2 separate regions of the Mus musculus genome follow, and region 2 is linked to region 1. The links are chromatin loops, found by intact Hi-C in ENCODE. Cell type or tissue: heart. All regions are shown on one strand. Links, peaks and the distances in the headings refer to the core of each region. The heading gives the core; the rest is flanking DNA.

The links. A loop is a pair of places that touch in the nucleus more often than their neighbours do. Peaks named below come from ENCODE experiments on the same cell type or tissue, not always from the same donor. Only the 100,000 strongest peaks of a DNase experiment are listed, where the experiment ranks them.
Region 2: a loop joins it to region 1, with 2.0 times the contacts of the local background. A loop is called at or near these places in 3 of 42 quality-filtered maps.

Annotation. Positions count from the first base shown.
Region 1 is chr5:21,137,366-21,153,123 of GRCm38, forward strand. It overlaps Gm42222 (a long non-coding RNA gene), which reads left to right and starts at 734. Exons shown (of 3, transcript XR_880865.1): 1 at 734-778; 2 at 1,974-2,064; 3 at 7,097-7,596. In heart, for the core only: a CTCF peak has its summit at 4,120 (motif pointing left); DNase peaks (open chromatin) are centred at 4,086 and 7,346; H3K27ac peaks cover 991 bases.
Region 2 is chr5:21,250,189-21,265,946 of GRCm38, forward strand. Gsap (gamma-secretase activating protein) reads left to right here. Exons shown (of 31, transcript NM_175437.3): 15 at 553-645; 16 at 751-968; 17 at 3,182-3,251; 18 at 3,771-3,853; 19 at 7,682-7,735. Among named protein-coding and RNA genes, the nearest start is that of Gsap, 72 kb to the left of the region's middle. In heart, for the core only: a CTCF peak has its summit at 7,805; no DNase peak of the experiment used is centred there.

The sequences.
Region 1 (15,758 bases), core at 3,538-11,537:
TCCTGGAATGTACTCTGTAGAATGTACTCTGGCCTTGAACTCAGAAATCCCTCTTGGGCTGGAGAGATGGCTCAATGGTTAAGAGCACCGACTGCTCTTCCAAAGGACCTGAGTTCAATTTCCAGCAACCACATGGTGCCTCACAACCATCTGTAATGGGATCTGATGCCTTCTTCTGGTGTGTCTGAAGAGAGCAATGGTATACTCATATACAGAAAATAAATAAGTAAATCTTAAAAGAAAAAAAAAAAAAAACGAAATCCCCTGCTTCTATCTTCTGAGTGCTGGAACTAAAGGTATGTGCCATCACCATATGGCTAAATGTGCTATTTATGCTGGTTAATCAAATTTATTTATATGATAACTATGTAGCTTGGTTATTACTAATGATAGTAACTATATGCAAAGAAAAAATGAGAGCAGTTATGGAACTAGAGAATGTTTCAATTTATATGTGTACTATATTATAATAAGTAGTGATAGAATTTTTAATAATATATTTCAAGCATCAAAATTGGCATAATACAGTATAATTTTGTTGAGAAATTGGAATATAAATATGAACTAAAGAAGAAAAGATAATGATATGAAACTTGTGACAATAAAAAAGAGTTTGTGGGCTGGAGTCATAGATCCATGGGTAAGAACAGCTTAACATGATCTCAGTTTGAATCCCCATGACCCGCGTAGAAAACTGGGCATGGCTGTGTGTGCTGTCATTTCAGGGTTGAAGGGTGGAGACAAGCAGATCCCAGGAGCTTACTGGTGAGCCAAAATGGTGAGCTTTCATTTTAGCCGGAAACCCTATCTCAAGGGATAAACAGGATGATAAAGGATGTCAGCCTCCTCTGGCTTTTGCATGCATGCATTCATGTACCAGTGCATTCGTGTGTATGCATCACATACACACACACACACACACACACACACACACACACACTTGGGAGAATCTGTTCTTTCCTTTCCTCCATGATGTTGGTCCGTGGAGTCAAACTTGGGTAGTCAGACTTGGTAGCAAGCACCTTTGACTGCTGAGCTATCTCACTGGCTGGGCTTAATATATTTTTAAGAATATATGATGGTAAATTGTCTTAGTTAGGGTTTTACTGCTGTGAACAGACACCATGACCAAGGCAACTCTTATAAGGACAACATTTAGTTGGGACTAGCTTACAGTTCAGACTTTCAGTCTATTATTATCAAGGCAGGAGCATGGCAGCATCCAGGCAGGCATGGTGCAGGAGGAGCTGAGAGTTCTACATTTTGTTCTGAAGGCCAACAGGAGAAAACCAGCTTCCAGGCAGCTAAGATGAGGATGTTAAAGCCCATACCCACAGTGACACACTTCCTTGAACAAGGCCACACCTACAAATAGTGCCATTCTCTGGGATAAGCATATTTAAACCACCACAGAAGTGTAAGGCCAGCCTGGGATTCTTAATCTTTTGGCATATATGAGTGATCTAGTAGTTAATAGGTATTATACATCCCAAACCATGTCCCTTGCCATTAACTAAGTTTATGGTGAGGGCTGGAGAAATGGCTCAGAAGTTAAGAGTGTGTACTTCTCTTTCAGAGGACTTGAGCTCAATTCCTTTTTTTTTTTTTTTTTTTTGGTTTTTCGAGACAGGGTTTCTCTGTATAGCCCTGGCTGTCCTGGAGCTCACTTTGTAGACCAGGTTGGCCTCGAACTCAGAAATCCGCCTGCCTCTGCCTCCCGAGTGCTGGGATTAAAGGCATGCGCCACCAATTCCTAGTGTCCACATTAGATGACTCATATGGCCTTCCTGCTCCTGGAGGTCTGATGCATTTAACTTCCTTGGGCAGTCACTAAGCTCTTGTGCATGTGTTCACACAGAAACACGTACACACATACAAACACACACACAATTAAAAATAAAATAAATCTTTAAAAAACAAATGAAAATCTGAAAATGTGTGAGGGAATATAAAGGTTTTCAAATTGATTTTAGGAGCCGTGCCTGCAAAACTTGATGACATCTGTCTCAGCCATCATGCCTCAGATCTCAGGACCAAGTGGAACCCTGTCAGCATTGTCTACCAGTAAGATAACCTCCATTTATAGGCTTGCACCAATCTGTTTTATCCTCGTTAGTAAGCAGATCCTAAGGACTGCTACGTGGGAATCTCCATCATCAGCCACTACTCAGTAACAAAGGAAGAAAGCCTCTGAAATATTCAGCTTTAAATAGCTTCTAAGTGTAGATGACTCACAAGCCTAGAACTCGAGCCCAGGTCTCTTCTGTGCTTCAGATTTCGATTCCAAGCACACGTGACAGATTCATCTGGGATGTGGAAGCACTCTGCCCATATCAGGCCCATACTCATTTCTGGCACAGTTCCCTTCCTTGGCAACCAACCATGCTTCCTTCTCAGAGTCAGGCACCAGCGAGTGCCTCTGCCACTGCTCCAGTACAGATTGCGCAGCCACTCCTGGGTAATCCTGGGTGGGGAATGGGGGGTGGCGGTGGGGATGCTGTGCAGCAGACTGCTGAAAAGGAAAAGGAGCGCGGCCTCTGCTGTTGGCTTCCAACAGGGAATTCCTTTCCCCTGGAGCTCCGCTCCGTTTAGAAGATTTCACACATAGCTCTTCGTCCTTGCCTGTTCTTGCTTCAAGTTTCAGGTGACCTTGAGCCAAAGCTGGCGATGGCGGAGGGAAAAGAAAATGGAAAACCCCCTCCTTATTCAGCAAGATTTCAATTCTGGACTCCTTTCTCTGTATGCTTGTTGCCACTTCATTTGTATTTTATTTATTTAATCTTTTAAAGGTTTATTTTATTTTTTGTGTATGAGTGCCTTGCCTGTACGGATGCCTGTGTGACTGGTACCATCAGAGGTCAACAGAGGGGTCAGATCCTCAACTACAGGAGTTACAGATGGCTGTGAACCACCATGTAGGTGCTGGGAATTGAACCTGTGTTCTCTGCAAGGGCTGAGCCATTTTTCTAGCCACTTATTTTTATTTTTTAAATATTATTTTGGCTCTGGGAACTAGCTCTCTCTCTCTCTCTCTCTCTCTCTCTCTCTCTCTCTCTCTCTCTCTCTGTGTGTGTGTGTGTGTGTGTGTGTGTTACCTTCAAACTTTAAGGAGTCCTCCTGCCTCAACCTTTGAGTGCTGGAATTACAAGAATGCCCTGCCCTGCCAGGTGTTAGGATTAATCCCTGTATGGTTAGATTTCTCTTCAGAAAGATGGTAGTGGTTTATATTATTAAAATACATGAAAAGCTATCACACCCTTACTAGCAGTTCTTGCTTTTATTGCTAAGTCATTTCAGATGAGAACTGACACTTTGTTTTCAGCATGTATTTCTTTAATGGTGGTAAAGTGGGCTGTTTTCCATGGTCCCTGGCCGCTGTGTTCTCTCTCCTGCCAGTTGTCTACGCTCTGCATTATCTGTCTATTTTCTTCCGTGCCTGTATGCACTCCTTTTAAAACATTTAACATTTCATGTCCACTAGGAAAACCAGCCATGGGAATTAATAGAAGTGTAATAAAACTCTGTTTTCCCGTTCTGAGATGATTTCATTGTACTGTTTAATCTAGCTTTACCTGGGAGACTTTTGACAGAAGTCACATTAGCAACTAAAATGTAGAAAGACACCAACATCTAAATTAAGAAAATGACCCAAGATTTCTTTTTCCAACTCTAAAAAAATTTTTAAGCTGTGTATTTATTTTATTTTGTGTGTACGCATGTGTGCCAGAGTATGTGTGCCTTGTGTGGACAGGAGCCTGCGGAGGTCAGATTGTGTGGACAGGAGCCTGCGGAGGTCAGATTGTGTGGACAGGAGCCTGCGGAGGTCAGATTGTGTGGACAGGAGCCTGCGGAGGTCAGAAGCATTGACCTGGACCTGGAGTTACAGCTAGCTGTGGACCTGGAGTTACAGATAGCTGTGGACCTGGAGTTACAGATAGCTGTGGACCTGGAGTTACAGATAGCTGTGGGCTGTACGCGAATGCTTTGAATAAAGCCCTGTCCTCTGCAGGAGCAGGAAGCTCCTGTAACCCCTGAGCCCTCTCTAGCCTTTTGCAACTTTTAGCTAAGCATTGAAAGTGCTCTTCCCACCCTGCCTGCCCTCTGGTGGAGCTGCCAAATCAGACAAGCTGTGAAGGGGAACCGAGGAGACCAAAGTTAGCAGCAATGGCAACCACCCGAACAAGTAAAGCCACTGGCTGACCCACAAGAGACTTGTGTCTTGTTTTTTTCCGGGATTAAGTACCAGCAACAGTGTCTCTTCTCCTAAGAGTCTACCCTGACTAGTAGTTTTACACGGGTGCTTTTTCTTCTGGTGGTCTTGCTGACCTGGGAACTTTCCCCTGAGATCCAGCTGTGGAACAGAATTCAGGTTGCAAGGGTATGAGAAGTGGCTGACTGGTCTCCAGCTCTGGGAGAGGGAGGATGCCCCAACAGGACATCCGTGTAAGCCCCTCAGCTCCACACTAGCTTGCATTTCTGCACAGCAGAGTCAAGACCTGAATAGGTCTGGAGTGAATGCTCAGTGAGATAGCAGAGCCAGCCAGAGTGCTCTGTAAACAGTGAAGTGCACCAGGGTGCCAACCGGGTGGTGCTGACAGACAACCCCCCCCCCCCCGCCCCCGAATCAACATTTAACTCCACTAAGTTGTGTGTCTTAACAAGAGAAATAATCAGTATATCCTTCTAATCTTTAGCAAATAATGGGAGGCTTTGGTCTCAGATTCGTAAGAAAAGCAAATTATATGTCCCAATGTGACTCAGACCTGTGTGCAACTATCTAGATTCACTTTTATTTTTAATTATAGCACCAGCAGAGGGGAAGGTTTAAAATTACACCTTTCAGAACCAGTCATTATTTAGTGACTCTGCATTTCAAAGATATTGCTCATGCCTTTTAAAAAAATTACCATGTTCTATTATTATTGCCTTGGCCTAAATATAAATTTATTGTCAAAGTGGTGATAACTGGCTTTTGGAGTCCTATTTTTAAACGTTTTCACGAAGCTGTAATAATTTGGAAGATTTAAGTGAGCAAACATATTAAATGTTCAAGTTGCTTTTCCCTTTAATTCTGTGTGTCTGGGGATACATGTGAAACACAGAACGATATAGTGAGAGACGCAAGGCCTGTACTTCTTTTTCTCCCTCACACACAATCTTTCATCCATCTCTTACTCCCCACTACACTGGGTTATACTAGAAGAATAACAAACATGAAAACATATGAAACATAGCAAACACAGGTGCTTGCTCCAAGTCATTCTTACTTTTTACCAGGTAGTGGCAATAGCCTCCTGTCCTGTTCTTCTTAGGATATTCCTTTTTCTTTTCCTTTTTTTTTTTTTTTTTTTGAAACAGGGTCTCACAATGTAGGCCTGACTATGTAGACCAGGTTGGCCTCAAACTAGCAGAAACCAGAACCAGCCGGCCTCCCTCTGCCTCCTGTGTGCTTAGATGTAAAGGCTTATGTCGTTATGCTGCACCTTAGAACGTTCTGAACAGTAGCACTCATGGCATTAGAGTTCAAGTTAGAAAACATCACTTACTCAAAATCCTCTGAGGACCTTTCCTTCTCAGCTGCGTCCCCTCCTCCCCTGGGGAGCCACCCCAGCCTTCCTAAGCATGGCAGGACCCCCACCATCTCAGGGTCTTGTCGTGGGGTGTTCTTTCCTAATCTCTCTGCAAGAGTGGCTTCCTCTCTTTTTTGGATCTGATCATCTCGGTGAGCCTTCCTGCTGCGACCTTTAGCGCTCACCCATCCTTACCTGGGCTCCGATATTCGCCACCATCTAACATACTTACCTACCATACGCCTCCCCTCTAGAATATGGAATGTAGTTCCCAGGAGGGCAAGAGCTTTTGACTGTTCCACCCTCAACACACAAGAGAGTACTTGTCTCAAAGTAAGTGCTAAGGCAATGTTTGTTGAATGAATGAATGAATGAATGAATGAATAAAACATAGATAAGCTGTGGCCCTTGTGCATTTGCAACTCTTCACAAACAGCAAATTGTTCATCAAAACATTACAGGAAAAATTCGGAAACTTTTGAATTGTCTGCTGATGAGGACTGTTGTTTTAATGTAAAACGAATATCCTTTTTTTCTCTTTCCTCAAGCGTTTGCTCTGCCGAGTCTCTGGCTTCTCTTCCTCCCCAGTCTCCACACAGGTGTTACGACGGGGCATCCTGCTTCGGTTTCCTGTCTTGGCTCATCTTCGTCTGTGCACAATCTCGTCTACTTTTATGGCTCCCATTATTTCGTGGCCTTGGATTTCTCTCCAACTTACAAGTCCAGCATTGACATTTATTGTTGGTCTAAGTTTTGTTTTTCTGGGCTGAGCCACCTTTCAAGATCTTAAACCTCATTGCTTAAAGCCAGATTTATCTTTTTTCCCCCTTAAAACTGGATCCTGTTCCAGCTATCTATTTCTGCTAATGATCTTGCCTTCTTCTAAGTCTGGAAGCATTTCAAGGCTTATAGTCATGAAATGTTACATAATGCGTCTTCACACTGTCAAGTCTGTTTCTTAGTCTCCTAGAGAAGTCACCTTCCTTTTTTCCTCTGAGATCCCGTATTTTAGCACACTGTGAATCAGCTGGTGGTGCTGGTCCACTGGGCCTGTTCTGGGCTAGCAGTGCTCATCTGAGTCTAGTCTTCTGTTTCACCGCTAAAGAGTCAATTCTGTTTCAGAATACAGACCTGACATTGTCCAGGTTTATTTATTTATTTATTTATTTATTTATTTATTTTTAAAGAAAAGACCTTTTCTAGGTCATAGAAAATTCAACTAGTCACAAAAAGAATTTAAAATATGGGTCAGTGGGTAAACATTCCCAAGAACATGGGTTCAGTTCCCAGACCTGCTGTAGTATAGGTGAGCCTACACTCACAAACACACATCATACATACATGTGCACACATATACAATAATAATAAAAAATAAAAAGTCAAATCAGTCGTCATGATTAACTCAGATTGATTATTAACATTGTGATGCATATATAGCCTTTTGGTTTTCTTTCTCTGTCCAAGTTATGATTATATTTTTAAACCATGAAGGGATTCTTTATATCTTTTTTGTTATTGTTGTTCAGTTTGCAGACTTGCTCCCTGAGTTTGCTGGACTTCCGTACCTTTTTCACTATGTGATGCTGTTTTTACGTGACTGCTCCTACGAGGGGGGCTAAGGACTTGGTACAGCCGAGCAGATGCATCCTCTCTGGACTTTGATTCCTGAGCTGTTGACTCAGAGCAGCAGGGATGACGGATGACGCAGAGTCCACTGTGGCCTGGGCAGCAGCTATGGCAGCTGCATCCGGTTTCCAGTTGAGAGAAAGACAGCTGTTCTGAGGCAGTATGCAATGTCCTGCATCCAAGGACTTCGCAGTGTGAGCCACGGGGTCAGCCTTTGGCAGCTGGGCTGGTGACTTCATGGGAGCAGCCCTGTGGAATGCAAGGGTGTGACTCTTGCCTGGATGATTCTCCTTCCCACCTCTGCTTCTTGAATTAGCTTAAAAGTCAACTTAATTTATTGGCAACAGAAACTAAGCTGTCAACAATAGTGTGCTCTTACAATAATCCTTTCCATGTGGCTTGTGCTTGTCTGAATGCTGTCTGTGATTTAGCTTGTCATTTTTACAACAACCCTGTGAAACAGAGACTGGTATTAGCCCCATTTTATGGATGATCAAACTGAGCTATGGGAAGACTAGGTTATCCAACCAAGGCTACACAGTTGTCAGTGGTGCCTCTGAAGCTCAAACCCCTCCACTCTGGCCTCATTCTTAGGAGTGTTGATTGGTCTACATATTCTTTTATAACTTCTTTTTTCATGTGACAAAATTTAATGAGCATTTCTGTGTTGTTAAATATTCAGGTAAGTTGTATAGTGTTCAAAGGGTGATTCATGGTCTACCCAACCGACTCCCTATTGTTAAACACTAAGGATATCCTAGTGCATAAACATTTTAAGTTTTAGGCTAGCATATGAAGTCATGGCTTCATCATGCCAGTCTCACCCATGTGTCATGATGCTTCATTCTTATCTGTTCCCTTTTATACTGAGTCCTAACATCCATGACTTACTTCCTTACACTGAAGGCCCAAAAGTGGGTGGGATGTTTGGTGTCTTAGTCAGGGTTTCTATTCCTGTGCAAACATCATGACCAAGAAGCAGTTGGGTAGGAAAGGGTTTATTCAGCTTACACCTTCTACATTGCTGTTGATCATCAAAGGAAGTCAGGACTGGAACTCAAGCAGGTCAGGAAGCAGGAGCTGATGCAGAGGCCCTGGAGGGATGTTCTTTACTGGCTTGCTTCCTCTGGCTTGCTCAGCCCGCTCTCTTATAGAACCAAGACTACCAGCCCAGAGATGGTCCCACCCACAAGGGGCCCTCCCCGCTTAATCACTAATTGAGAAAATGCTCCACAGCTGGATCTCATGGAGGCATTTCCTCAACTGAAGCTCCTTTCTCTGTGATAACTCCAGCCTGTGTCAAGTCCACACACAAAATCGGCCAGTACATTTGGTCAAAGGGAAATTTAACTACCTTCTAGAAAGGCAATCCCAATTTTGTTTTTATACACAGCAATATATATGGGCATTCTGTTTCCCTGAGTTATTAACATTGAACATTTAAGTGGTATGTGTATGTGTGTGTGTGGTGAAAAATGATAGATATTTTTTCTTTTAAATTTTGAAATTCTTTAAAGATTTAAAAATACAATTTTAGGGGCTGGGAGGTAGCTTAATTGGTAAAGTGGTGGAGACAGGAATCTGATCCCTAGAACCAATGTCATAAGCCATTCTTGCTGTAGAGTGCTTATAATTCCAGCCCTGGGGAGAAGGGAAGGGGAGGCTCCCTGGAGCTGCCTGTTGTCTCTTTTGCCTAATTGGCAACTCCTGGGTCACAGTGACAGACTCTGCTTCAAACCAGTGAGAATGGCTTCTGAAGAATGTCACCTGAGACTGACTGCTGGTCTCTGTGGACAGGCACACATATAAGTCTGCACACTTGAACATACATGCGCATTCTCCCACACGAACACATGCACATGCAAAACATTCGGCCATTTGTTTAGTCCTTTCATAATTTTTTTCATCATCTATAAGATGAAGTTGAGACTACTCAAGACTCTTTCTGCCTTTTTTGTTTATTTCTGTTTTTTCTTTTCTTTCTTTTTTTATTAGATATTTTTCTTTATTTACATTTGTTTCTGTTTTTTGAACAAGGTTTCTCTGTATAGCCCTGGATGCCCTGGAACTCACACTGTAGACCAGGCTGGCCTTGAACTTACAGAGATCAGCTTATGTTTGCCTCCTGAGTGCACCACCACCTCCCTGCTTAAATCTAAAGACTCTTAGTGGTAAAGCTGCCATCCAGCCAAAGCCCTCACGGATTGCTGACAATAAATGTGAGCAAATAATCCAGGGCAAGAGGGTTACTACTGCAAGCCAGTGCTCCTGCCTCATTCCGGTTGTGCTGGTTGGATACAGGTGGGGATGCTGGGTGAACTCACAATGAGTCTAACAAGCAAAGGCTCCAGTTCTGTAAACTGCAGAATCAATAAGGAAGGCACTTGCTAGCTTGTGATTTCTACCAGTTTTCGTTTAAACATGACTTTGTTTCTTTCCTCCTCCTCTTCCTCCTCCTCCTCCTCTTCCTCCTCCTCTTCCTCCTCGTCTTCTTCTTCTTCTTCTTCTTCTTCTTCTTCTTCTTCTTCTTCTTCTTCTTCTTCTTCTTCTAAGATTTTATGTATGTGAGTTCATTGTTGTTCTCCTCAGAAACACCAAAGGAGGGCATCGAATTCTATTACAGATGGTTGTAAGTCACCATGTGGTTGCTGGGAATTGAACTCAGGACCTCTGGAAGAACAGCCAGTGCTCTTAACCACTGAGTCATCTCTCTAGCCCAATTTCTACCATTCTTAAAGTGCTGGCTTCATCACTACATCCAGAGGACAGATCTTCCCCCCCATCACACATCAGCCTGGGAGGAAGGGAAAGAGTAAGCAGAGGCTATGGAAAGGCCAGTATGGGTATTTGAAAGAGAAGTAAGAAGCCTATCCAAGTCAGGCGTTCAATGTGGTTGAGAGTCGTTAGATTTAAACAGTCCATGGGCAATGTAAACTCTTTGTAGGAAAAACACGATCAGTGTCTGGAACAATGGTCATCACAGGAGCTGATCATGAGTAATGGCCAGTGTCGTTCCTGTGGTGTGCCCTAGTGTACAGCTTGTCTAGCCTACCCCTCAAAGGCTGCCACACTGCCAGTATAGGTGATCATTCCCATTTTGGCCTTGCTGCTGGCTTATTTTGGCCTATCTCTCCAGAAGCCAGGTAGCTTGTACTGAAGGCACTTGCCCTGGTCATGGTGTCTCTCACAGGAATAAAACTCTGATAAGACAGCATCAAATTTGCTTGTCAATGTCTCTGATGCAGAATAGGTGCTCAGTAAGTGTTGGGTGATTGGATCACCAAATAGCTTATCAAACAGCATAAGGGCACTGTGGTTCTAAAAGGTAAGTAGTGACTTGGTATCTATAATTTAAATAAAGTGATAGGGTTTTTTTTTGCATTTATTTGTTTATAAATGGATTATATTTCACAGTTTGCAAACCGGTAACTGAAGAGTCATAATATCTCACTGCTCAGAAGACTATCCTTGCTGATCCAGGCCTGCTCCTGTGGAAAGTAGTGGCCACAGATCTTGTTTGTAAGCTGACTTCCATCTAACCTATGGTGTCATTAGATCTCAATTTCCAAACAGGAGTGCTAGCTCTCAGCTTCATAATTGTTAAGTAACTTTAAGATAGAAATGACCTCTTAAGGTGACTGTTTAATTATTTTCTGTCAGATGTCTTTGCATGCTGAATTTCCCATGAGAAAGGAGAACACAGTAATTAAGTTATGTGTACGAAGTATAAAGAGAGGGCTTAAGGGTCAGAGAGAGAACTGCAGCACAGGGTGGGGGCTTTGGAAGTAGAAATATATTCATATATATGTGGACATATGTGTATATGTATATGTCTATGTGTTTGTGAGGCAGGGTTGGGTGGGGAGACTATGTTGAGGGGGTAAGTCCGAGATTTCCTTCATTTGCTTGTGTGTTCCCTAATTTAGTCACAGTGGCAGCTGTGCAGCTGTGACCACTGTTGGAACGCTGGCTTTGGAAGCATAGTTAACAGTGTGACCACCCACACACCAGATGCAGGTTTTAGAGAGCATGGCACTAGCTGGGCACCATGAGATCAGTTCTTTGCAGTTGCACTCTTTCTTGAGGTCAGTTCAAACCAATTCCATTTGCTTCCGGGTGCCTCCTCCTGATGTAAAAAAGCACAGAGTGGCCAGAACTGGATTTCCTCTACACACATGTGTTCATTCAGTCTTTGATCACCAATTTGACCAGGACACTTCGTTTTTAACAAGTCTCACTGTTACACAGTTCACTTCTTTACACTGTGGTGAAATCTGCCTTCTGGAACTTTCTCCCCATTTGTTTTTTTCCTGCTCTCTAAAGCCACAAAGGTGCCCACTGGCTCAACATGATATTCCTTCAAACACTTGAAGACAGGTGTTGTCGCCTACCTGAACTTTTCTCCTCTAGGAAAATAACTTCAGCTCCTTCTACTGAACTTCTTATAGCTAGTACATTTACACAGAAAATATATGAGAAACGTCTCTAGGCACCTCAGGTTCAGCTAAGTTGTTTATTCAGTTTATTCTTGTTTTTATTGCAATGAATATGTAATTGTTTTACCACACTGATGATAAATGCTACAAATCAGAGGTTGATAGTTCACCAGGTCAGAGGCTTGTAGCTCACCAGGTACATGCTCTTGGAAGGATATGCTTCAGGCAGGAACCCAAGGCTGTCTTTAGTGGAAGTGACCTGAGAGGTGAACATGGGACACAGTAGATAAGGAGAAAGAAGAACGTGAGCTGTGGCAAGAGGAACACATGATGGATGCATCACTGACTCAGTCTCTGCCTATGATTAAATTCATCTCTCTTATTAAAGAGATTGCATGAAGATGCAAACGTGCTGAATCTTATGACAGTCTTCATTCTAGAATACATCAGTTTCCCAGAAGGCGTGTTCACCCTTTGTCCTGCTTACTTTGCCTCAGTGTGGCTGACAGAAACAACCCAAGGGATTATTTATTTGTTTATCACCTTGTTCATGTGTGTGGGATGCCAGTGGAGGTCAGAGTAGGTGTCAGGTGCCTGGAGCTGGAGCTATAAGCAATGGTGGTTATAAGCAATCTCATGTGGTTGCTGGCAACTGAACTTGGATCTTCTAAGGAGTAGAAAGTGGTCTTAACCTCTAAGCCATTTTTCCAGCCCTGTGGGATTTCCTTTGTTTATGATTGCAGAGGGTTTTAGTCCATCACTGCAGGCCAGGTAAGCCTGAGCAGCTCAGGTCACAGCAGTGCAAGTATGTGCTAGAGGGTGTTCACAGGAAGTGGCTAGAGATCCCAGGAAGGCTTCCAGGGACCTTCTCCTCAGGCATCTATTTCCTCCAGCTACACTCTACCTCCCAACGTTCCCAAACCCCCAAAATAGCATCCAGAGTATGGACAAGTCTGAGGAAGATTTTTGGATTGAAACCACAAAGCCTTATTGCTTTCCAGAAGATTTCTTCCACTTGTTTCTTTCTCATCTTGAGGTGTTCTGAAAAAAAGCGTGTTAGTGCTTGGATGTCGCTGAAGAGCTAGCCAACTCTGGTTGACATCTGGCAGCCATTGCAAGGTGAATCTAACCTTAAAGTCATGGCCAACAGTTTTATGGAAAGTTGCCATGTAAAATTAGCCTTAAAGTTTGATTAGATTGTTTGTTAAGACACAGGCTCCTTGATCGTAGTTTTTTTTTGTTTTTGTTTTTGTTTTTGTTTTTTACTGTAGCAGCTCCACTCCATTTTAGCTGGGTATCACAGGAATGAGTCCATTATACACAATAGTTTCCACAAACACACCCAGCAGAGGCCTTCTTATCTCAGTCCATTGCTCCTACACCTCTTCTGGGCCCAGGGCTTCAGACCTTCTGTCCTCTTCCTGTGCCGATCTCATTTAAGAAGTTATTCTGCAGTTCTCGATATAGAACCAATGGCTAGGTGAATTCAGACCAGCACCACTGATAACAGGAAGAGATGCTTCATCTGTATTCAGTAGAAGATTATAGATGTATATGAGACCAGAGTCCGTTTAGAAGTATTCTTGTTTTTCTCTCCACTCTTTGACACCAGGAGCCTCAGTAGTTTTCTGTAATACGGCCTTAATTCTTTTCTGTTTTTAAAATTAGCTTTTTGGTAAGTATGTAAAATAATGCTTTCATTCTGACATGATCATTTATACATTGCATTTTTTCCATATTTACCCTTCTATACCTCCCCTGTCTCTTCTCCCCTCAACTGTCTCCCTTCTGCTTTCCTGTCAAATGAAACAGACTGACTAACCCTCTAGATTCTGCACAGTAGAGAAAACATGATGCTGTAACCTCTTCTGGGTGCAGGAGGAAGGTATATGGTGTAGTGAGAGTTTGGGTTTGTTGAAAAACCCAGTCATGTTATATGAATGTGTTTTTGTTTTAATCCCAGGTGTGGGATAAGAGGCTGCTTCACAGCAGGTGATTATGATTTGCCTCATGCACTAGCAGGGGTGTGATCTTTGCCAGGTGCAGATAGTTTAATTCTGGGGACTCTGACAAGGGTGTCAATGCCAGAGCCTTGGGAGAGTTGGGGGCTCTGTGGAGCTGCTGCTGCTCAACTCACTGCTCCCTGGTTGCTGTTGTTTTGTTTGTCAAGTGTTCAGGAGCAAAGAGATGGAGATGTTCTGATGATGAAGATTGGAGTTGCCCCAAGGAACTTAAGGTCCTGAATCAGCTGGAAGCAGGCTATAAAGGTCTATAGCCCCTTCTCCTCTAACCTTCTTTCTCATCTACCTAGTGTTGGGGGCGGAGGGATGAGGGAGGAATAAGGGTTGGAAAAGAGGTAGAGGTACAAGAACCCAATAAAATAGCTAAACAAATACACCAACTGATCTTCTCCAATGCTGGAGACCCAGTTTCTGGGATTTCTAGAGTAGATCCTGGCCTTCCAGAAAGTCTATCTGTACATGGGCCCAGGAAATCTGCACAGTCAACAGGTGACCCAGCTGCCTTATGATTTCTTAACCTGCCCTGGTGAGGATGGGTTCTCCCCACCTCCTGCAAGGCAAGAGTGCGTTCATTCAGGCCTGCTTTCCGTGACAAGTAACATCGATTTTCAGAATGTCAGGTTCAAGGTCTCTTTAAAGATTATTTGCAGAACCTTTCTTAACAAATGTTTCTTGAGAATTTAAAATAATATAAACAAAATTAACTTAGAAATAAAAATATGACTCTAGCTGCATATGCATCAAAAGATGGCCTACTCGGCCATCACTCGAAAGAGAGGCCCATTGGACACGCAAACTTTATATGCCCCAGTACAGGGGAACGCCAGGGCCATAAAAGGGGAGTGGGTGGGTAGGGGAGAGGGGGTGGGTGGCTATGGGGGACTTTTGGTATAGCATTGCAAATGTAAATGAGCGAAATACCTAATAAAAAATGGAAGAAAAAAAAAAAAAAGAAAGAAAAATATTTGCTTTCAGAACCAGGAGTCGTGGCTCACACCTTTAATCCCAGCACTGGGAGACAGAGGAAGGCAGATCATTGTGAATTCAAGGCCAGCCTGGTCTACATAGCAGGTTACCGAACAGCCAGGGATACACAGTGAAACATTGTCTTTTTTTTTTTTTTTTAAATGTGTTTACATTCAAATGACATCAACTCACTGAAATTTTAACCCTTTAAAAGATTTTGCCCAAAGGAGTAAAGAGTGCAGTCAAAAGTGTAGCTCCTGGGTATTGAATTTCTACTTTGAGAACGAAAAGGGATGTCTGGAATCTCTGAGGGCCTTTTCCCCTAAGATACTGTATGCTGACAGACCACAGACAACTGTGGTTCGATATACAAGTCGCTTTCTTTTTTTTGTAGAATTAAAAGTGTCTGCAGGATAAAGTAAGATCAACGCTGTTTAAAGCAAAATCCCTAAGAGTACCACCCCACATGGCTTCCTCTCTCACACGTCTCCGGCCCTGCTAGGTCGGGGATGGCGAGAGGCGTGCTGCCTGTCTACCTCTGGGATTAATAAGATACATTGCAATTATCCTTCAGCAGGTGAGGTAAAAGCTTAGTGTTTAGGTCTGGGACTAGCTAGTGAAATCAGAACATTGTAGGATAGCCTAGGGGATACAGCAGAGGTCACGGGTTAAGGCTCAATGAAAATCCATTGAGGAATATCTGAGAAAAATACTTAATTATGAATGGTTTTGAACCTTCCTTGTCCCTGGTCCTAGGGCATCTGCTCTCCATTGAGATATAACACTTTGCCTGCTCAAATTTCTCCTGCCCTGCTCCCTTTATGAAATGTGGCCTTATTCATTTACCTTCTTCACTATTTTCATGCATAGTAAAGCCAGAGCCAATACATCTTTTGGTGAGTTGCATCTGCTCTGACTGGAAGTATTCAATTGGGGTGGCAGCATACATTCTGAAGGGAGAGGCAGGTGGGTCTCTGAGTTTAAGAACAACCTGTTCTACATACCAAAATCCAGGCCAGTCAGGGCAATACAGTGAGACAAATAAGCACAGACAATAAGACATAAAATCACATGGCACACTTAGTTGGATTTTTTTTTTTTTAATGTAAAAAGCACATGGCATGAGTTTAAGATGTGAA
Region 2 (15,758 bases), core at 4,074-12,073, 110 kb after region 1:
TTCTGATTATGCAAATATTATAGTGTAGAAATTGTGAAGGTGCCAACTCTAGGTGCTAGGGACACAAGAAAACCACCACCAACTGCACAATGTCAAGGCTCCCAGAGACACACTCTTGATAAATACTGCATTTCATAGCTTCCTCAAGCCATCAGAAAGATGAAGAAAATTCCCATTACACGCTATCCCCGGCATGTCACACTAAGGAGCCCTTCCTGTTGCTTGATTGTTTTACTCTAATTTCCTTCCAGATCACTTAGATTCACATAAAGCTACTGTTGACTCAGAAACAAAACTCTAGGTATAAACAAAACAGCCATGTCTTAAGTGTACAGAGTGTGAGGCACACACAAAGCCAATCAGACCTGGCTTCTAAAGAGAAGATACCCTATGGGTCCTACTACGTGCTACTGGTAACAAACAAACAAACAAATGTGCTACTTTGTTCTATTCAGAGAAAAGCATGTTGTCCTGGGATTTCTCTGCACCTGGATAAATTGTATCAAGTGTGGATGGTGGATGGTGGATAACTCCAATCTCTCTTTACTGCAGGCTACTTTGTGGCTGTTTACTCCCCTGGCCATTTCCTTCATTTACTTAACATTCAGCATCCAGACTTGGTCTGCCACAGTCTGTTTCTGACAGGTAAGGTTGTAGCTTATGTCTCCAGGACGCTCTGCCTAGGCTTGCTCTGACTGAGGTGAGGTCTTCTATTTGGTGATCTGCTCTTTCGCTTTTTCTGTTTGTTAGGAAACAACAAAATAGCTGCTGTGCTACCTCCAAGTCCTTTGCAGTCCCTGCCGGGGTCCCTGGTTCTGGACTGCTATTCTGGAAAGGTCTATAGAGTAACCCTTGACCAGTCATACTTGTTGCGGTTCCTATGGAACGCCCATCTCGACTGTGAGAGAATGGCTGCACTGCACTGTATACTATCCTGTAGTCAAGACCCAGGTTTCCCGGAAGAACAGGTGAGAAGATTGCTGGAGCTTAAAAACGGGCAGCAGGCGACACTAAGTGCACTTACTTAGTGCTTTGAGACGATCAGAAGTTGGTTTTTGCTCTGTAACTGTCTTTGCTTGAGCATAGTCTTCCTCGGTGCTTCCTCTTTGGTTGGCTCTGTGCCGGACCTCAGCTGTGAAGGTGCATCTATTTGTCTTTTGACAGTTGTTCCCTGTACCCATCAATTCAGGTAACTTAGATCAGCTCTGGCTTAATACTATTAAATGGAGAAGCCCCCAAAGAAGCAAATCTTAACATTTAAGTGGCATGCTCTTCTAAGTCGTGTGATGACAGCTGTGACATCCTGCTCCACCTGGCCTGGATCACTTTGTCCAGTGTATTCACATTGAATTTTCTACCTGTTCGTTCCTCATGTAGCAATTTCCTTGTTACTAGATCACTATCATAGTACTGTGTGCTACACAGTAAGTTTGATGATATCTTGGATTATAGAATTAATTCCAGAGGCAGGTGAATCTCTCAGTTCAAGGCCAGCCTGGTGGTCTACAGAGTGAGTTCCAAGACAGCCAGGGCTATACAGGGCTATACCCTGTCTCGAAAAACAAAACAAAACCAAAAACAAACAAACAAACAAAAAACAAAAGCAAAAAAAATTAATTCCTGTCCCAACCTTCTCAGAAGAAACAAACACCAAAAGTCTAAGAACTTGTGGCAAATATTTATTACATTTTAATGAGGTAGCTTACTTTGTATCACACGCTGCCACTTATAAAGCACTATTTTGTCATTTACTTTTTGAAGCTATTCTAAAAAGTCAGGAAAATTCTCTAATCAATCAGTGGTGACTGGGGTTAGTAGTTGGATAGTAGTTGAAAAAACACACTTAAAAAAAAAACATATACATTTATTTGTTTACCTTTAGTGTAGACCAAGGCCTGTTCTTTATGAATGAGCTAAATAAACTTCAGCCATTCTTTTTCCATAAAACCAATACTCTGATTTCCTGTCCTCCCTGAAAGGTTTGTGCATGTGGATACATATTCACATGTGTCTTCATGGGTGTACATACATGTGTGTGCATGTACATCTATGTGTATGTACGTAGAAGGCCAAAAGTAACATTGGGTGTCTTCTTCAGGCAATATCCACATTAGTTTTTGAGACAGGGTTTCTTTAAACCTGGAGTTTGCTTTTCTGCTAGGCTGGCCAGTCCTCTTGCCTCTGCCCAGCATTGGGGTTATAGACATGTGCTGCACCCCCATTTTAATGTGAGTTCTAGGGATCATGCTTGCATGGAAGTCACCTCACCCACTGAGTCTTCTCCTTGGCCTCTAAACATTTTATTTCTAAGGAGATCAATAATGTAGAGAACAGTGTAGACTTGCCTTTACCCACTTTCTGTGGCTGTTTCTTCTACATCTAGTCATTTAGTGTTTCATTTACTGTTTTAGTCTTGCCATGTCATAGAAACGTAATTTTGAATCTTGCCACAATATGCAACTTTTACTGATGCAATCTGCGTTGAACTTGTTTGTAGACATTTTGATTAAACTGCCTATGTAAAAATAAGTACAACTGGCACAGTAGATTTAGAATAAAACATCCCGTTGAGAGTGAGCTATGGCTGGGCATGTCTCCCCTCAGTCATCAAGTAAAAGGTAAGGACGTCTTTCTTCTAGCAGTTGAATGGAGGGGTAGAACTTGTGTGAGAAGCTGCTGATACGATGGGTTACTTCTGTCAGCTGAGAGAGAAGCACAGAGGCACTCCTCATGTAAGTGGTAAAATGGTGTTCATTTATAGGCTGCCCTGGAATTTAACTGCAGGCTGCTGTCTGTAAGTCCAGTGGATTTGTTGTGCATTGCTCCTATGTCCAGTAGAACTCTTGATGGGTACTTTGTATAACACCACCCATTCTTGAAAAAAAATGCATATTGGGTTGAGGAAGGTTCTTCTGGAGACTACCCAAAGGGTTCTGTTAAAAGAATATCTGCAAATAACCTTATTTACAGTACTATCATACTCAGCCAGGACTATAGTGGTTTCTTAAGCTAGAAGTAGGTATATTTTCAGGCCACTCCAAAATAAATGTAGAATTTTAAGACTTCATTCATTATATATCACATATTTATGCATATATATTATACATTGCATATTTTTGTATTATTTTGGTGGGACATAGTACAGATTTAAAAGCCAACAGAGTGGCCTTTCTTTTTAAAGATTATCCAGTGGATTTCGGAGCATGTCTCTGCTTGCCATTCATTTGACCTCATTCAAGAATTTCTAATTGGTAAGTGTTGCTGATGCTGCACTGTAAGCTGTATGTTCAACCCTTCGCTTGAGGGAAATCAGTAAGTTGATAATGAGTGCTTCTGTCAAAATGCTGATTAGGAGGTTTTGTTTTTTTTTTTGTTTTTTGTTTTTTTTTAACTTCATTGCAATCAGTGGCTAATGAAATTTCATTCTCTTGTGGATTTTGCAAAAAGTTGTGGTTTCCAGAGACCAATGAGATAAAGATCAGATTTTGATTCTATAACCTTATTAACAAAAATTTCAGTAAAATGCATCTTTCTTAGCCTGGTTTTATATTGGTTGGCTATGTATGACTGGCATCATGTCATCTGTGTGGAAACAGAACCAAATGATTGAAAAATGCTATTCTCATTGTAAAAGGAGCACCTGAACATTTTAAGCTGTAGATAAAATCATAATGGTTAACCCCCAGAGACATGAATGAGGTGGTGAGAACTCACGGTTTGCTGGATTTGGTTAAATCACTATGCCGACTTCTCTGTTTCTAATGTCTCAGCTTCCTCCTATTGGAGTGTGTATGCAGAGCTGGACGACATGGGCATGCTCCTACAATACTCCTCTGTGCTGACTTGGAACACAGTAAGTGACAAAATCTCGGTGCTCACCACTGTGGGAAGGGGGAGATCATTCCTGTTACGGTGACCAGCTTTATAATTTCACTTCTGTTTTGACTGACAAGCAGCTGAAGTGAAATTTCTTGTCAGATGGGTATAAACAACCAGAAAACTCAAAATCTAACTGCTGTAAAATCTGGAGCATTTTAAAGGTTAATATGGTGCCACATATGAAAAATTTATCCTATGTGGTAAAATCCTATATACATACATGCATATATTCTGAAATGCATATGCAAAAGGAGTATTATTGTGTTAGTAAAAGTTGGATGCTTTGGGAACACTCAAAGGCATATTTCTAAAGTGTGTGTGTGTGTTTTGAAAGACATTTCATGTTTAGATTTCTCTTTTCTCACTAAAAGACCTCATGTATATGAAGGATTTCAAAATCTAAAATTTTTTAAAAGCCAAATCTGATTCACTTGTGCCACTAAGCCCCTTGGCCAAGGATGCTCTGTCCGCAGTAACTCTCTTCCATTGGCTGGAAGTATTTACATAAAGCAATAGGCTTGATGTGGCAGACACAGGGTGGCTGTCACTCTTCTGGCAGGCAGAACAGAACCTCAGTGATCATATTTTATAAAAGGACACTTTTACTCCTTCATTCACCAGTTTCAAGTATTTAATAGGTTTTATGAATGAGTAATAGCTAGACCACTGTGGTAATACTTGGTACAGTTTGACTTTTGGGACCCCTTTTCTTGTTTTTTATAAAGATTTATAAAGAAAATTAGGCAACTCAAAAGCTTCAGGGCGAAGCAAAGTGATGCTTCCTGTTGGTCTAGACGCCTTTACGGTAGGCGGTGATGCACTAGAGTGCTGTTCTGTGAGAGGCGGCCTGCAGCACCTGCCTCTTCCCCTTTCAGGTAGATGGTGGAGTAGTGTGCTTGGTCATGAAGCAGGAGGTATATTAAGAAGGTATTCAGAGCATTACATTTAATTTAGGCAACAGACATTGGGAAATACATACTAAATTGTGACACTTTTCACTTTGTATTTTGCTTAAGAGGCATATAAAGAGCATGCTTGTAATTCGGCACTCAGGAGATGCAGGCAGGAAGATCTTCAGGTGGAGGTTAGCCTGGACTACATAGTAGTGAGACCCTGTCTAAAGAAAAAAAAAAAGAGAGAAATATTCAAATGCATTTGATATACTTAAATTTTTTTGTTTTCTTTTTGTTTTAAGACATGGGCTCATATATGCCTGGCCTGCATCAATTGCCTGTGTAGCTGAGGACAATCTTAAATCCCTGATCCATCTGCCCCTCATTCCCAAGTGCTGGGATTGCAAGCGTGTACCGCCGTACACAGTTGTTTGACTAATTTCTAAATTTTTGATACTTATAATAGTAGTGATTTCCCGAAGGCCTTCTCTGCTTGTTTTTTTTGGATTATAGTTAATAGATTTCTTTGCTACGGTGTAAAATTGCAAGGGTAAGACCGGGTTTCTCCTTTTTCTAGGCACCCACTTTGTCTTTCTTTTAGACAACTTAGGACTGTGTGGGCAGAGTGTGGTTCTGTGGCAGGAAGCCAGCAAGTTACACCATCGGGTCAGGAAATACACACCTCAGGGCCCTCTGGGTGTTACCCACTGCTCTTCTGTCCTGTGACTGAGGTGTGGAGAGGCAGAGTTGGGAGCAGTGGTCCCTGGGCAGTGTTCTTACCCGGCTGCTGTGTGAGCCACCATGCCAATGGGCAGAGAATCATTTGTTTATTCCTCAAGACTCTCTGGGGCCCAGGAGACTTTGTGGATATACACATAACGCACCAGGAAGTCCCACAAGAAAATGTAGAGAAACCCACAGTTATAACCTCCACATAGTAGACTTATCTTGGGGTTTACCAAGTGGCTTTAAACCTTTTTGTGGTTGGAATAAGTTCCCTTAAAAGGCTCTGTGCGTTTATATTCGTCTTTAGCAATGATGCAAGTATTACCCTTCTCTAGTCACAATCATCCCTAACACTTGCTACAACAGGAAGCAGCAAGTTCTCACATCCAGATGAAAAGATTGACTTGGATTTTTTTTTTTCTTAAATTTGAGACAAAGAATTTACTATTTAGCTCAGGCTAGCCTAGAAGCCTCTCATTTGGACCACAGATGGCTAGCGCCACACTTACCAGCAACTGAATTTTTAAAATAAAGACTATTGTAAAAAACTAAAACAACAACAAAAACAAATAAACACCAAAAAACCCATACACTGAATTTAATTGAACCCAAAGTCTATACATTTCAATGGCCTTCCATACTGTTAAATAAAATACTAGATAGTATTCTTGCTTGTAGCTAATTCTAAATTGTGCATTATAATTTTAGTTATTTTAAATGTTACTATTGTACATTTGAAAATGCTATTTAGAACTTGCATAAGTTACTTTTTTGTTGTTGTTGTAAAAAAAAAAAACCAAAAACCCACAAGAATTGGTTTAAGAGAGAAGGGGAATTTTCCCACTGTTCTCCCATCCAATCCTTTGAGGCAGAGAAAGCATGGTGGCGACATCTGGCTATACTGCACCCCAGCCAGAAGTTAGGGAGCGATCAGTGCTTCGGCCCCACTGGATTCCATGTCTGTTCAATCAGTACCCACAAGAAAGGGTGATGACTGCATGTAGCGCTGGTCTTCCCACCTCAATCCACCCAGTTAGTTTATGCCTCATAGACCTGTCAGAGGTGAGAATCAATATTAACCACCTTGGGTGGTTGCACATACCTTTAATCTCAATACTGGAGAGGCAGAGCAGGTGGATCTCTGAGTTAGAGGTTAGCCCGGTCTACAGAGTGAATTCCAGGACACAGCCAGGGCTACACAGAGAAACCCTTTCAAAAAAAGAAAAGAAAAAAAAACTAACGACCAAGAAAGAAAACAAAAAAGAAAAACCTAAAACAAAACAAAACTCCAAATCCCCCCAAAACAAAAAACCAAAAGAACCAGACAAACAAACTAGCAAAACAAAAAACAAACAAAAAACCAACCAAACAAACAAACAAACAAACAAAAAAAAACCCCACAAAAAAACAAAACAAAACCAGAACATTTACTTTTCCAAAGCAAGAGACACACTCTTCTATTATTTTTGTACTAGGAAGTTATTTAAAGTAGAGGTCATCACACAGGAAGTGCTGTAACCCCCGAATTACTGATACTAGAGAGACTTCAGTGTTGTACAGTCTGCCTCTGCATTCCCTGCCAGAGGCTCCCATCCTCCCTTGCCCCCAGCGGCAAGCACTACATGCAGAGAGCTGGTTTCTGTGCTGCATCCTCTTGCGACAGCCCCTCCTCCTCCCCAGAAGGTCACTGCCTCTGTGTCTCCAAAAAGCCAACACCCAACACTCCTGATAACTCTCCAGGTGCCTGTCCTTGAGACCTTAGAGAAATAACAAGCTCAAGGGAGACCATGGAAAAAGTAGAAGGTAAATTGAGACAGTTACGACTGGCCATGAAATTAGTCCTTGAACAGACACCCATTAACCAACGCCCCCTTCAGTACTTTTCCACCCTCTACTCCCCTTTCCTGTGAATATTCACACTATTCCTATACTGTATATAAACCCAATGTTTTCTGGACTCAGGGTCTCTTGCCAGCATTCATGCAGTGAGTGCTAGGTGGGCGAAATGAGTTCGAACTTGAAAATAAAAGACTCTTTTGCGACTTCACAATTCTTGGGCTCGTCTGGGTTTCCTGTGAACTTAGGGCACAACAGAAGCTGGCTGTCCCCTGTCTATGCAGAAGATGTTCCCTGAAGGCCTGTGCATGGGCGTGATGCATTGCATTTATGTTTCCCTGTCCTAGGAAATTCCCGGAATAAAGTTTACGACAGAGGAACTCCCATTGCCTCTTATGAAGGTGAGTCCCGCTCCAAGAGGGTGAAGCAGTCATGTCGAGAAGACCTCTGCTGCCCCAGATATTACTGTGGTTTCAAAAGGTATTGCAGCCTGGCAGAGAAAGATGGAGCCTTGGGGGAGATCAGCTTGCCTGAGAGTCCTTCTGAAGAGCCTGCGTAATCAATTGCTAATGTGATGTTATATAACACCTTAGGACTGTTTGAGAAGGGAGGTTTTTGAAGATAGAGAATTACCCTGGATCATCCACCAATACTTGTCATAAAGCCTCTTACTGAAGGAGCTCTTGGAACGTCTTTAGTGAGGCTGGAATTCATTGTTGCCTGATTTGTAGTCCTTCCTTCAAACACACACACACACACACTTATATATACACACACATATATTTATACATACACAATATACACACATTCACACACATGTGAACATATACACATACATACATGCATGCACATACACATATACACATACACACCACATACACACATACACACATACCCATACACACAGAGACACACATGCCCCCCCCCAAACACACACACACACACACACACACACACACACACACACACACACAATTTCTACTTATAAAATCTTTAAGTAAACTGGACTGGGATTTCTTGTTTCTCTCAGAGCAGCCTCTCCATCCCTCAAAAGTGAGGTGGTGGCTTGCTGTATGGCCCGCCTCCAGCTCTTTCCTGTCACAAGGGGCTTTGTGTCTGTCTGCAATCTTCTGGTTTCAGGATACAGAGGGAGGGTAGGAGTGGGGAGAGGTGAGTAGAAAAGACTATGTTAAAACTTCTAGTTAAAAGCCAGAGGGTGGTTAGCGCAGTTCCCTTCAGCTCCTTTGCTGGGTTTGGCATTCTTCTAGTAATTACAGCCTGGCCTAGCCTGGGAAGTCTCAGTTTCTGGTATCAGCAGCCACTGCCCCTTGTATTTATTTATGTTTGAGTCTTTTAGATCCGTGGCACTGCTCTGACAGTTGGGGAGGACCAGTTTTAAGGTCCCCGTCATGTACTGAGGCAAGAGAGGACAGATGGAGGCTGACTTGGTGACTCTTCTTTGGGTCCTAAGAGGCCTTTGAAAACCGATTGTCCAACTGTCCAGAAACAAGTGTAGAGTCAGCAAACCCTCCTGATGCAGGAAGATGACAGGGAAGGTCACACTTTATAGGCAGCGATAGGGATAATCACATGCTATATTATGCTAATGAATGTTCCTTCTCACTGGTACTCTCAACAACCCACCTAGGGTTTCTTTTCTTTGTTCTGTTTTGATGCCGGGTTTGAACTTGGGTCCTTGACAGGCCCCTGATTTGCTGGGTTTCTGGCATCTATTGCCACCATGACTGGTCAAAAGAAAGTTAACCCACAGTTCTGTAGTGTCTGTCCACTTTCTGTGCCTCTGTCATAGCTATGTACATTTGATTTAGTAGTTATGGTACTCTAGAAACTTTTGATCAAATATAAACTTCTCAACACGTTTCGTGTTGTTACATGAAGTAATGAACTGTAATGATTCTCCTGAATTGGCATGTCATTTATTTGATCAATCTTCTGGTTTTGAGCAGAAGACATTATACAAACATTTTCTGGGAAAATAACTTGGTAGTAAGGTGGTTGCCTCACATATGTGAGATCACAGGTGGAATCCCTAGAAATACACTTTTTTCTTTTATCCAGTAAAGATAATATTTCATTTTTGTATATTCTTATACATATAGTTTTTCTATTGGTTTATCCCTCTAAGGTTCAAGGTTGAGTATGTCTTATGGTAAAACACTATGACTTTTTTATAGCTTTGATTTCTTCTTCGAAACTAATATTCAATAAAAGTTGTGGTAATCTACATGGTCAAAAAGATATAGGGGGCTGAAGAAATGACTCTGGGGTCAAGAGCACTGCTGCTTTTCCGAAGGACCCAGTTTAGTCCCCAGGTCCCATACCACATGGCTCACAGTGACCTTTGACTCCATTCCAGGGGATCCCACACCCTCTTCTGGCCCCCATTAGCACCCACATATGTGTGCCGTGCACACAGAGAGATGCACATACATATACATAAATCTAAGAACAAAAGAATTTAGGTAGGAGTTTATTGCAACCTTATCAACATTGTGTGTTTTCATTTTAAAAGTAGAAGGGTAACAAGAAAGTTCTTTTTGTCTTTTGTCCTAATTGGCTTACTTACTGACCATTAGTAAGTGTACTCTGACTACACCTCCTCTCTCCTGGCCAAGTCAAGGAAGGGAGGACAATGTGAGATGGAACAGCCCCTCCCGATGTGACATGTGCTCAGTCTAGGGTTGGAGTCCAGGTGTGTCCCCTCAGATTCAGATGTTGAAGTCCTGATCCCTGGTGTGATGGCTTTAGGAGGGGACAACTACGGCCTTATGATTTGGATTGGTCATTATTGTTTTTTTAAAATAATGAAACCAAGCTCAATGCTTCCTACCTTATGATGTCACAAGGAAGACAGGACGGTGTCCCAGTTTCAAGAACTGGAGAACAAATGTTCGTCATTTACAAGCCATTAGTTGATGGTGCCTCATAGGAGCTGACTTGGGGACATGTTGGGGCAAGTACACCTGCTTAAGGCAAAAAGCTTCCTCTCTTTGTAAATGGCTTACCAAATAATCTTAAAAATAATATAAAAAGCATGTCTTGGGGAGGGAGCTAGAGAGATGGCTCAGTGGTTAAAAGAGTTGCTGTTTTTTTCCGAGGACCTGGGTTCAGTCCCGGTACTTACATGGTGTTTCGCAACTGTCTGTAGCTCCAGTTCTAAGGACCTGCCACCATCTTCTGGTCTCTCCAGGTAGCAGGCACGCATGCGGTACACATACACCTATATACCTGCAGGCAAACATGCAGATACGTTTTTTAAAAATGTTTAAAAGCTCTATTTGTTTTTTTTAAAAATTGCCATACGGGACAAGGACGATGCTGTAAAGAAATGTTGTCAAGACTGACCTTCCTCAGGAGGGCTTTGATCCTTAGTAAGCTATCGGCTGCCCAGGGGAAGCAGCAACTTGCGTAAAAGGCTAAAAATAGCTCCTAATTTTATAGTGAGAAGAGAAATCACGAAAACTATTTAACCACAGGAAACCAAAGAGGGAAACTATAGCTTACTCAAATATATGGGTAAAGAAGAGAGTCTGCTTCAAGTAGAGGACTGGGCAGTTTTACCAAAGTAGTTCTGTCTCTCTCTCTTTCTCTCTCTCTATGTCTCTCTATCTCTGTCTCTCTGTCTCTGTTTCTCTGTCTCTCTCTTTTTCCTCCCTCCCTCCCTCCCTCTCTTCCCCACTTCCTCTGTCTCTCCTTCCTCAGCCTCCCAAGGGCTGAGATTCCAAGTGTGCACCACATGCCTGGCTCAAAATCAGATGTTGTTAATTTATTTAATCACGTGTTCAGAGATTCCTGAGTAGCTGACCTGGAGACTGGGAAGGCCAGGAAGACGTGACTCCCTCCTGCTTAGGGCATGAGCTGTGACTCCTGCAGTCTTTCAGGTACAGGGCTACTGAGCAGCTGGGAAGAGGTTGTTTGCCACCTCCTGAGCATCTGGTGGAGGGTGCCACCTGGGCTCTTTATCCAGACTTTGCTTGTACCTCTTCATTCAACATGTTTGGAAGCTGCTTTAACTAGACAGGGCAAGAAGCACAGAAGGCACTAATTCCACCGTGCAGACAGATACCATTGTTTGCTGGCAATCTGAAATACTGGCACATCCACAATGTAACAGCTCGCTGCTCTGAGCCTTTAGAGCTGTTGCTCTGGGGAAAAGGAAGCCCTGTTCCAAGCTGGTTCTGGGGGTGGGGGTGGGGTTAGGATTTTCTAAAGTTTGGATTGCATCTGTGTCCTGGGAGAGTGAATTAGTTACAGTGAGAGTTCCATTAATGTCGTGAACATAATTTTATGATACCACGAAGCAGCATGATTTATCATTCATAGAGCCTCGGAGCAGTGAGCTAATTCCTGCCATTTTTTGTAGAGGGTGGATAGCCAGACTCCCTACCTACTAGCTATAAAGCTGAGAACCAGACCCAGCTAGAAAATTATTTCTATTCCTTTCTTATCAGTCACTCTGAGCTTCAAGAAAGCTAAATGTGAGTTAGACGGCCATAATTATAGATTACATTTAAAATTGTCCAGCCTATAAAAAAACCAAAACAGAATGGCTGATAAAACTCCCTAGTTGGGTCAGGGAAGTGGACTTTTTGCCGGATCCTGGAGCAGGAGGAAGCTTAGCTATATCCTGAGACTTGAATGAGATAGCTGTGTGCTTGCAGCTCTCTTAGTGTTCAGCCTCGGGAATTTCAGTTGTCTGCCACCTGTGGGGATGCTCCCACATAACGCTCTTAGATGCTGCCTTTCGAACTTCTGTCCACAAAGACATTTGCTATTGCACTTTATATATGGTAGACATGATGCACACATTGCTGGGTTTCTCTGGAGAGCAAGCAGAAATGGGTCCCGAGATGCGAGTCACTGAAGATCCTAGGAAGACTGACATGTTAGCCCTGCTCTTTGTCCTGTACGGAGAGTAAAGGGGTCTCTCAGACTGGGCCTCCTTCCCAAGATGCTGATTAATCAACAGAGGTAGGACCAAAGCCAGTGTCTTTGAGACACTGATGGTGAGAGGCAGATGTTTATTGCTGGCAGTGGTTTGCAGATGAGCCATTACCACAGGCTCATTTTGCTCTGTTTCTGGATCAAATTCCTTAATGTAGCTGGTCCTTTTGTGTAATTGATAGTTGTGACTGGTTGTGTGTGGTGATTGCTTTATGGCATCTTCAGAGACAAAGGGAGGTGATTTTTGAAGAAGAGATGGGAATAATTTTCTTCCTTCCAAAGTGAAAAAGTTGAAACTCCCCTTTGTGCAGGGGGAAAATGATTCCTGGCCATTCCTCGGGTTTCTGATTGCTTCTTAAGCCAGACCCCCAAGGACTAGCTAAGCTTATAGATACTTTGTCCACAAAGACCTTTAGTATAATTTTAAAGGCTTATTTAATTCATGTGTATCTGTGTGTGCCTGTATGTTTGTATGTACAGTAGATGCATGCAGGTAGATGACCCCTTGGATTCCTGGGGCTGGAGCAATATCAAGTTGTCCCCTGTGGGGGCTGAACCCAGGTGTTCTGTAAGACAAGCAAGTTGCTGGGACATCTCTTTAGTCCTCATTTTCTGTATTTTTAAAAGAACACTGGGAGCTAGCCATGGTAGTGTGTACCTTGAATCCCCAGCACTCAGGAGGCAGAACTCTGAGCTTGAGGTCAACCTGGTCAACAAAGTGAGTTTCAGGCTAGCCAGGGCTACATAGAGAGAGCCTCAAAATAAACAAAAGGCTACACTTTTCCAGTAGCTGGTGAGTGTGTCTTAAGAAGTGTGGCTCTCATTTTGCATTGTCCTTTACGGGGACAGTATTTGGAGCTCTCTCAACTCCCCTTTAGTCAAGTGTCAGTTGAGTGCCCTGGCCACATCCCAAACCACGAGCTGCGGTGCTGGGCTGGGCTGATTGGGTGGGGATGCACACATTCTACTCTCTTTTCCTTCTCCGTCAAAGGTGCAGCATCTAACATTTTTTTAAAAAGTAAAATAAAAAAATAAACCCTGCTTTTATTCTCTGGGCCAATGAGCAGGTCGGCATTCACTTAGACTCTGGGGTTCCTCGCAGAAAGGCATTCTCTAACTCTCCTGTTTCTACCGACTCACAAGTCTGTACACATAGTCTTTATCGGCCTTCGCTGTCGTGGGCTGACTGCAGTCCCAGGACAGGCTCAGACCATGTTTTCAACTGCGAGCCATGGTCCACAAGGATCATCCCAGAAACCTGAAAAACTCAAAAGGCTTCAGACCACCCCCAAAACCGTTAAATCCAAGCAGATGGCGTGGTTTCTAACGGCTGCTGAGGCTGGCAAACACAAGCTGGGGGCCGCTGTCCAGCGCAGACAACAAAGGACTATTCATCTTCTCTCAGCTCTCCAAGGCTAAGCCAAAGCCACGGTCTGCATTCTGGCCTTGCAGCTTTGTTCACTCACCAAGCCTCCCATTGAACATACTGTCTTCATCCTTCTTTCTGTTCTACTTCCCTGGGCTCTGTGTTTTTCAGTCTCCCAAACAGGCCTTTCGATCTGCAGTCATCTCTGAATGTGGGCAGATTAAACATTGTGTTGCCAATCGTCTGCTGAGGTGTTTACCAACAGTAAGAGAACATGGAGGTTATAATAGATCAACAGACTCCAGAAATCCTCTCCGCTCAAATGGGAACATTTATGGGATCTTTGATTAACACTATTTCTTACTAAGTTTTAATTTTTGTTTTGTTTAAAATACAGATCTGTCTTCTGCTGTGTGACTTTTCTTGGATAGATATGGGCAAGTGTCTGGTCATTTCAGATGGGGCATCTAAAGAAATAATTCTATCCAAGTATAGCTTGGTGAACCAATGTGTTTATTGGACCACCTATAAGCACCTGGGTGAGAAGTTGCTTACAGGTGCATGGGCAATTCCCCAGGCAGCTGTGTCAATGGGGCTTTCTGGATGAGTCTTTTCTTTCTCAGCAACTGCTTAATTATGCATAATTATAATTAATTACACAACCCGGGAAGAGCTTCCCAGCCTTGCGTGGTCTAGTACAAGGTATATAATCAACGCCCCCAGGAATATTCTGTGCGCGCACACTCTATCTCACCCGGGCACGCTAGTGCCTGCCTTTGAAGGGTGCTCATGGGCCTGCTCACAACTTTTTCTGTTATTCTTGGTTGACTCAAGACTATGATAAAAAACAAACTTTAAAATTTCATTCATTCATTCATTCATTCATTCATTCATTCATTCATTCATATATGTGAGTTTGTCTGTGTGGGTGTGCAGATACACAAGGGCTTGTGGGAATCGATCTTCTCTCTCCACCCTGTGTGGCTCTGAGATAGAATTCAGGTCAGCAGGCTAACCTACTGAGCCATCTTACTGCCCTCCCCCAAGTGTTTTTAAATAAAGAGAAAGATTTTAAAAATAAGAAGGAGGAGGAGGAGGAGCAGGAGGAGGAGGAGGAGCAGCAGGAGGAGGAGGAGCAGGAGGAGGAGGAGGAGGAGCAGGAGGAGGAGGAGCAGGAGGAGGAGGAGGAGGAGAAGGAGGAGGAGGAGAAGGAGGAGGAGAAGGAGGAGGAGGAGGAAGAGAAGGAGGAGGAGGAGGAGCAGGAGGAGGAGGAGGAGGAGGAGGAAGAGTATTGGTCCTAAAAGCAAGATTGAGGTAAATCATTCCAAGGTGGATTGCTGTGGCAAAGCAGGCATGCCCATAGCCAAACTGACCACTAGATGGCACCACAACACCGACTAGTTTTCTGATTTGGGCACTTGGATTTCATGACCAGATGTAGGAAAATAGAAAGGCTGTGGAGAGAAGACTGCAGGATTGGCCCGATGATCATGATGTGGTGGCGACAACGAAGAATAAGAATAATTATTGTTTAAATTATTGCTATTATAAAAAAACAAACTAGGGAGAAGGACTAAGTAAGATAGGTTTACTATAAAGAAAGAAAAGATAAGGAGTGGGACCTGACCCCAGCCTTCTCACCTGCCCTGGAAATACATCTCAGTTATTAAGGATCCAAGACTTTTCCATCTCTGAGAGAAGGGGCCTTGCCTGTGTAGGCCTTTCTTTCAGGTTACTAAATAAAAGTGCACAATATCACAGAACTTAATTTATTGAGACTCCAAAATCTATGTCAAGCCATTGTTGTCCTTTCAACAATAGCACACCAGCCACATTCTGTTTACTATTAGAGCATTTGTATGTGTGTGATTGAAGTGGATTTTTAGTTCTCACTTATTTTTAACTTCCTTTTCCCCCCTCCTTTTAAATTTACCATTCAAAGAATTTCATACATGCATTGCCCTAGTTAAGTTTTGCACTGTGATCAATACTCTGGCTGAAAGCCACCTGGGAGAAAAGCATGCTGTTATAGCAGGCACAGTTGTAGTGAGCGTACAGTTATAGCAAACACACAGTTAAGGCCCATCATGATG